3 separate regions of the Mus musculus genome follow, and all the other regions are linked to region 1. Evidence: chromatin loops called from intact Hi-C (ENCODE). Cell type or tissue: left cerebral cortex. All regions are shown on one strand.

Evidence for each region. A loop is a pair of places that touch in the nucleus more often than their neighbours do. Peaks named below come from ENCODE experiments on the same cell type or tissue, not always from the same donor. Only the 100,000 strongest peaks of a DNase experiment are listed, where the experiment ranks them.
Region 2: it touches region 1 in a loop (2.2-fold over the local background); 2 of 42 quality-filtered maps call a loop at or near these places.
Region 3: a loop joins it to region 1, with 2.8 times the contacts of the local background. A loop is called at or near these places in 9 of 42 quality-filtered maps.

The regions. Positions count from the first base shown.
Region 1 is chr19:3,573,849-3,576,348 of GRCm38, forward strand. It overlaps Ppp6r3 (protein phosphatase 6, regulatory subunit 3), which reads right to left and starts at 1,901. Exons shown (of 24, transcript NM_028999.1): 1 at 1,793-1,901. It overlaps n-TAagc9 (a tRNA gene), which reads left to right and starts at 2,415; the gene lies at 2,415-2,487. In left cerebral cortex, no CTCF peak of the experiment used is centred here; DNase peaks (open chromatin) are centred at 1,245 and 2,094; H3K4me3 peaks cover 2,251 bases; H3K27ac peaks cover 1,433 bases.
Region 2 is chr19:3,478,901-3,481,400 of GRCm38, forward strand. The region is part of intron 14 of Ppp6r3 (protein phosphatase 6, regulatory subunit 3); the gene reads right to left. Among named protein-coding and RNA genes, the nearest start is that of Gm23940, 10 kb to the right of the region's middle. In left cerebral cortex, no CTCF peak of the experiment used is centred here; DNase peaks (open chromatin) are centred at 1,467 and 2,159; H3K27ac peaks cover 493 bases.
Region 3 is chr19:3,704,952-3,707,451 of GRCm38, forward strand. Gm36608 (predicted gene, 36608) reads right to left here. Exons shown (of 3, transcript NR_167751.1): 2 at 1,695-1,834. Among named protein-coding and RNA genes, the nearest start is that of Gm36608, 2.0 kb to the right of the region's middle. In left cerebral cortex, a CTCF peak has its summit at 1,437 (motif pointing right); a DNase peak (open chromatin) is centred at 1,568.

The DNA of each region.
Region 1 (2,500 bases):
TTAAGATCCTGAAGGTGTTTTCTATGCATAAGTACTGGTTTAGACAAAACGCTTTCAAGTGATTTAATAGATTTTCAACATCTCATGGAAAAATTAAAATAACTTCCAGTAATTTTTTTTAGCCCAGCTGATCCTTAAACACATGGCTTTCCTAATTGTACCTAAACACTTAAAAGTTAATTTTGAACTAGGTGTGGTGGTACACACCTCTATTCATAATGCTTGTCAGGTAGAGGCAGCAAGATCAAGAATTTGAGGCAGCCTTAGCTGAAAAGGAAAGTCAAGAACATTCTAAACTACTATCATCTCAAAAAATAACTAAATAATGAGTCCGGTGCAGTGGTGCATGACTTTATTAATCCCATTATTAAAGGCAGAAGCAGTAAAGATCTTCCCACCACATAGTGAGACCCTGCCTCAAAAACAAACAAAATCATCAAGATCAAGTTGAATTTGAGAGGTATGGTCACCACTGAGCTGATTCTATTCACAAAGCACGATTCTAGCTGCTTTGTGCTAACATATTTACATATATACTCAGTTACAGTCTAATATGAACATGTTAGATAAAATTGGGACCTAACATGAGATAAACTTATGAAACAAACTTATTTTCATGGGTTACAGGGGCAGCAAAGAGGACTAATTCGCCCAAGGTCACAGGACTAGAAAGTGACAAAGGAAGATGTAATTTTCAGGTGGCCCATAAGAAAGCTCAAACACCACTGGCAACAGGGATCTTGCACCTTGCAATTTCAAGGAACATTTTAGTGGAAGGAGATCTTAAGTTCCTTTCTTACGGGCTGTGTCAACTGCAACATGACCTTGAGGGCAAAAACCAAAGTAAACTTGACTTAAGAAAATGAAACAGTATCCATATTAACAAGTGCTCTGATGCAAGGAAACCTTCTAAGTGTCCCCTCCCCCAAGCCAAAGCAAAACATAAACAAAGCTCTGGCCCATTCTAAAGAGACCACAGCAGGTAGGCGGCAAATGACAGTAGGACATGCGGTGGAGAAGTACAGACACAGAGCTACCGAGACCACTCATTCTGTCCCACCTACAACTTCAAGTCCAAGTTCTAATGAAAGACAACGGGACTGGGGAGAAAAAGACCTCCAAGTTAACAGTGAGCCGAGCTTTAAAAGCGAGGTGCTTGAAGCCACAAGAAGGGTAACTCCTCACTTCAGCTCCAAAACACCAGGGAATCTCCAATGCCCGCGTCTGTATAAAAGAGAGACTCAACGGCGGAGGATGAAGATTCACTGCGATGGCCCCGAGAGACTCGGAACTGGTTTTTGTGTGTTCCGATGACTCTGCTAATGCCCAGAAACCCACACAACTTGTTTCTCAGAGGACAAGAGTCCAACAAAAGCCTTCGCGAAGCTCTCCAGCGAGTTGACAAGCTCCAGGAGATCCCGAGAAGTCGCTGTGAAGGCCCGGGCGCGGGAGCCGGGGAGCTCGCCCAGGACCCCCGACTTGGCTCGGGGCGCGCCTCGCCTCGCCTGGGCTCCCGCCGAGCCAAGCCCAGAGTCACCTCGGCGTCCAAAGTTCGCAGTCGGCTCGGCTGACTGCCAACGCTCGGCCCGGCTGACAGGAGCGGGCGGCCCGGTCCTGGCCAGGACTGGACGCCGCCTCCCGGGCCGCCGAAGCTGCCGATTCCGGGGGGGAGGGGAAAGGGGCCGGGACGCTCCCTCCCCACGCCGCCGGGACCGGACCACCGCCACGATCGGTCGGCCGCTTGCCCGCGCGACCCGCACACTCCGCGCCACCGCCCCCTCCCCTGAGTTACCTGGAGGCGCCCAAGACCCGCAGTTAGTCGCGCTCAGGCGGGAAAAAGGTTCACCGACACCATCAGCGAAGCGCCCAAAATGGCGGACGTATCAAGCAGGCCTTGAGTTACCCCCGCCCTCCCTCCGGCCGCCCCGCAGCCAATCACAGGATAGACCCCGCCCCTTCACACGGATCATTGGCTTGTCTCTCCCGCCCCCCACAACCTATTGGACCGCCCAGCGGTTCCCTCGACTCCACTTCGATTGGCTTTGAGGTCTTGTCAGTCAAACGCGAGAGGCGCATTCTTTTTCCCATGGTCTTGACGGATCCGGAACCTCTAGACCCCGGAGTCTGAGAAACAAGTCAGAAATTGGGAGAAGCTTAGGCTGGGTCCCTCTGCCCCGTAGCAACAGCGGGGCCTCGCGTGACAGACGCTTGGGACCACCAATCCGCATAGTCAATGTAGTTTAAAACAAATGAACCAAACCAATCCCGGCTGTGTAGCTCCGGATGCGAAGAAGCCAATGGGGTAACACAATGACAGCAGGCGGTGGGGTAACGGCCGCGGGGGACGAGGGGGGGGGGAAAACCGGTGATGACGTGAGTCACAATACAACCTGCGACGGAAGTTAATTATAGCTGGGGAATTAGCTCAAATGGTAGAGCGCTCGCTTAGCATGTGAGAGGTAGCGGGATCGATGCCCGCATTCTCCATAGCATAGTTTTA
Region 2 (2,500 bases), 95 kb before region 1:
GCTCATTCAACAGTTTTCTGATCAATAAAAGACCCTCTGAAAATCTGCCCTCCCTGCCCCACAGAGAATAAGTAGTCTACTCTCTATAACTTAAAAAACAAACAACAAAAAAAAAAACCCCACCCCCCCATACACACACACAAAAAACCTACCAACATGAACTGCTCACCATTCATGGCCAACTGATATAAGCACCGACCAAGCCCAGCACTGATAATAGTTCTTACTGCTAGCACATATAACAATGAACGATCAGTAAAATTCTAGAAGGAAATGTTCTATTTCTGAAAGTCACTTCTACTGAAGTCTCTTAAGAGTTCTCTATACTGGCTTACCAAGTAGCCTAGGCTTGCCTCAGGCTTGATCTACCTGCTTCACTCACCTTCCCAAGAGCTGGGATTATAGTCATGTGTCCCATGATGTCTGCTCTTTTGTTCTGGGTAAATGTGTACTAAACATAAGTAAAACAAGTGTCCTCTGCCAACCCTGAGGCTGTGCTTCATAGTCTGACATCAGCCAGCCAGTATGTACCATGCTAAGCCGATATATACCTGGGTACAACCAGAGCACAGGACACAGAATCAGGACAATTTAAACAAGCTAGCAGTCCCGAATGAGCTCCAGCAGAGACCTGGCTGCTCCCAGGAGTCCTCCTGTCTAACTGCAGCTATGCTGCAAAGAATCCATCAGAATGGTTCTCAGTCCGTGCCTCTCAACCCCGTTGGGGATCCAATAGCAGGTGTCCCGCATATCGGGTATTTACAGTATGGTTCATAACAGCAGCACAATTACAGTTATGGAGTAGCAACGAAATAATTGTATGGAGGTCACTACAGCATGAGGAACTATATTAAAGGGCTGCAGCGTTATGAAGGCTGAAAACCACTGCCATAGGCTTTCTTCCCTATAAAAAAACAAGAGTTAATCATGTCATTAAATAGAGGAAACTTCTGTGGAACAATGAGGCAGGGCCAGACACATGATTCCTTTACAGGGGTTGCTTAACTGTTGCCCTCACCGTTGGAGTTACTTACGCTAGGTAGGCCTTAAACTAAGGATCCTTTTGCTTCAACTAACATCACTGGGTACACACACACTTACTTTACAATGTATTCTCTAAAAATAGTTTTAGCCAATTATGATTCCTAACAGCACAATGTAGGCAGCCCTTCAGCTGTGTTAATGGAGGGTGTGACTCTGAGGACACCCACACAATAAGAACCTGAAAGAATCAGTGAATTAAAGAGAGGATTTCATTGCCTCGTGGGGTATCAGAATCCCAACCCATTCATCACCAACTCGGTGCAGCCCAAGTGCTTGATCAACAGCACACACAGCCTTTCTGAGGCACCAGAAGCTCAAAGGTGCCAGCTCCATGCTCCTTAGCTAAAACCTCGGCTGCTTTTTTATCTTGTTCTTAGCTGCTCAGCCACCCTCACACTGCAACTGCCCTACCATGGCTCACGACGGCACCATCAGCTGGCGAGTGAGTTAACGTCAGCGAGGCAGCTTTCCCTATGTTGGCCCAGAAGCCACAGAATCTTCCCACATGTACATGGAATTATGTCACTTTTTATATCTAAACCTAGTGGTTTCTTATCTAAATGCAAAGCTAAAGTCCCACTGTCTACGTCTGTCCTCACTTCCACTCTTATTTGGGCTAACACAGCAGCCAGAGATTCTGCATCTACCTACTGCAAACACTTGCAGTCCCTCCTCTGGAGTCTTTGTACTTTGTTTCCCTCTGCGGACTACACCACCTGCAATAAAGTTGTCCTTGACCAGGGTTTAAAGTTTATTATTAGTCTGTCTCTGTCTGTAATGTGGTGTGTGTGTGTCTAAAAGTATTGTTAAAAAATACACATGTAGAGGCTAGAGGACAACTGTTTAGTCAGTTCTTGACTTCCATATTTACATGGATTCTAGAGATGGAATTCAGATCTTCAGGTGTGCTTACCTGCTGGGCCATTTCACTAGTCCATTGACAACCTATATCTGGAACTTCCCAATTCAATTTGCTCCCTGGTATTCGATCCTCAGCACTGTGACCTACAACAGGCTATTCAACAAAGCGCTGCTTCCCGAGCGTCTATGGCTCCCTTGCACTGCAGGCACTTGACTAGCAGGGCATGCAAGCAAGCGCGCTCTTCCATGACAGCACTCCAGTACTGCTAATGTGTTAGATCAGGGACAACTGAGTCACTGCTTTACCAAGGCTCCAAGAGAACACGCTAAGCATGTGGAGACTGCTGAGACTCATTAGCAATGCTACCATAACCTCCTTACTGGAACTCTCCTAAGTTTCTGCCACCTTCAGGGCTGGGGACAGACAATCTTGCTCATATCTTAGCTGGCTACATCGGCAGGAAATTCACACAAGCACATGCCTATCACTGCTATATCTGTCAATGCTTCTAAAATACTCTCTTCACAGGGGAGATAAGTAAAGCCTGAGACAAATTCAATTTTTCAAGGTAGTACAAAACATTTTCCTTTTTTA
Region 3 (2,500 bases), 130 kb after region 1:
CTGCTCTTCCAAAAGTCCCGAGTTCAAATCCCAGTAACCACATGGTGGCTCACAATCATCTGTAATGGAATCTGATGCTCTTAAGTGTGTCTTAAATGACAGTGTACTTACATAAAACAAATAAATAAATCTTTTAAAGAAGAAGAAGAAGAAGAAGAAGAAGAAGAAGAAGAAGAAGAAGAAGAAGAAGAAGAAGAAGAGTGTGAGTTTGAGGCCAGCCTGCTCTACAGAGCTAGCTCTAAGACAAGCAGGGCTACAAAAAGAAACTGTCTCAAAACAACAACAACCAAAAAAAAAAAAAAAAAAAAAGGGAAAAAGAGGCTGAAGAGATGGCTCAATGGTCAGAGCACTTGCTGATCTTGTAGAGGAACTGGGTTTGATTCCCAGCACCCACATGTGTGGCTCACAACAATCTGTGACTGCAGGATAAGACACTCTCTTCATGGGTATTGCATGTAAATGATATACATATAAAAATTGACTGGGCACTGGTGGTACTTGGGAGGCAGATGTAGGCAAATCTCAGACTTCCTCCAGCTTAGTGAACAAAGCAAGTTACAGAACATTCCCTGTCTCCAAAAGTAAAAAAAAAAAAAAAAAAAAATAGTAATAATAATAAAATAGTTCACATATTTTATAAATAATGAAAATTTACTTTTAAAATTATATTCTTAGCCAGTTATCATGGTACATGTCTTTAATCCCAGCACTCATGAGGCAGAGTTGGTGAATATCTGATTTTGAGGATGGCGTAGTCTTTATAGTGAGTTCTAGGCCATCTAAAGTTTTATAGCAAGACCTTGTCATGAAAAAAAGGAAAAAATTTACACTTCTACCTTTTTTTTTTTTTTTTTTTTTTTTTTTTGCTTTTTTTGAGACAGGGTTTCTCTGTATAGCCCCTGGAACTCACTCTGTAGACCAGACTGGCCTCGAACTCAGAGATCTGCTTGCCCCTGCCTCCCAGCTGCTGGGATTAAAGGCGTGTGCCACCACTGCCTGGCTGGCTCTACTTCTACCATTTTTACCTCATTACTTGCCTGGGAAATTCAGAGTAATGTTCATGAAGACCTGTGAACAAGCACATTGCTTCCAATTTTTCAAAACACTTTGGGTCTGTCTGTTTCTCTTTTTAAAAAAGATTTATTTGGGGGTGGTGATATGGCTCAGTGGGTAAGAGCACCCGACTGTTCTTCCGAAGGTCCAGAGTTCAAATCCCAGCAACCATATGGTGGCTCACAGTCATCTGTAACAAGATCTGATGCCCTCTTCTGGAGTGTCTGAAGACAGCTACAGTGTACTTACATATAATAAATAAATAAATCTTTAAAACAAAAAACCAAAATGAAATTAATGGGAATTTGTTTTATAAAAAAAAAAAAGATTTATTTATTTATTTTATGTATATGAGTACTCTATCTGAATATACCCCTTCATGCCAGAAGAGGGCATCAGAACTCATTATAGATGGTTGAGAGCCCCTGTGGTAGAGCAGCTGGTGCTCTTAACTGCTGAACCATTTCTCCAGTTCTCCCCCAACCCCCACATGCCGGTTTATTTTGTTTTTTAAGGTGTCACTATGTAGCCTTGGCCTGGAACTCACAGAGATCCTCCTGCCTCTGCCTCCTGAGTGCTGGGATCAGTGGCATGCACCACCACACCCTACTATCTGTTTTTCTTAGGAGAGAAATGAGTACCTTGGCATTTGAGGAAGTTGTGAGTTGAACACCAGAGACTCTTGACATCTGAGGAAAGGGTGAACAGCACTACACGCCATTTCCATGGTTCAGGAGTGTTTTCACTGAGCACTGATATTGTATTTCTTCTTCTGGAACACCTTGGGGGATTAAAATAAACACAAAGCAAAAGGAGCTTGTCTGCCAGTGCCTTCCTCCAGCTGCTTTCAGCAAGCCATTGATGGGCAAATTCCACACAGCGGAAAGCAGGTTGTGCTGATGACAGCACAGCAAGGCTTATATATAGTCTTAATAGAGCTCAGAGCAGGGTCCATTGGTTTCTGATCCCAGGACTCAAGACAGGTTATAAAACTAGAAATAGGCCAGCCATGGTGGCACATACTTTTAATCCCAGCAGGCAAACAGATTTCTGTGAGTTCAAGGCTAGGATGATCTACATAGCAAGCCCCAAACCAGCCAGGGCTGGACTGTGAAACCCCAAACCAGCCAGGGCTGGACTGTGAAACCCCAAACCAGCCAGGGCTGGACTGTGAAACCTTGTCTCAAAACAAAACTGGCAACGATGATCGCTTTGGATGGGCATGGTAGGAGACCTAAAAAGGGTTTTACACAAATTGGCATTCAGTAGCAGAATTCACCTACTGACTTGCAAAACCTACTTTACGTTAAATTCTTTCTTTAAAAATTATGTATGCTGGATGCAGTGGCCCATGACTTTAATCCTAGCACAGGAAGTCATGAGGCAAGTGATCTCTGTGAGTTCAAGGACAATTGGATCTATGCAGAGTTCCAGTACAGAAGGGATA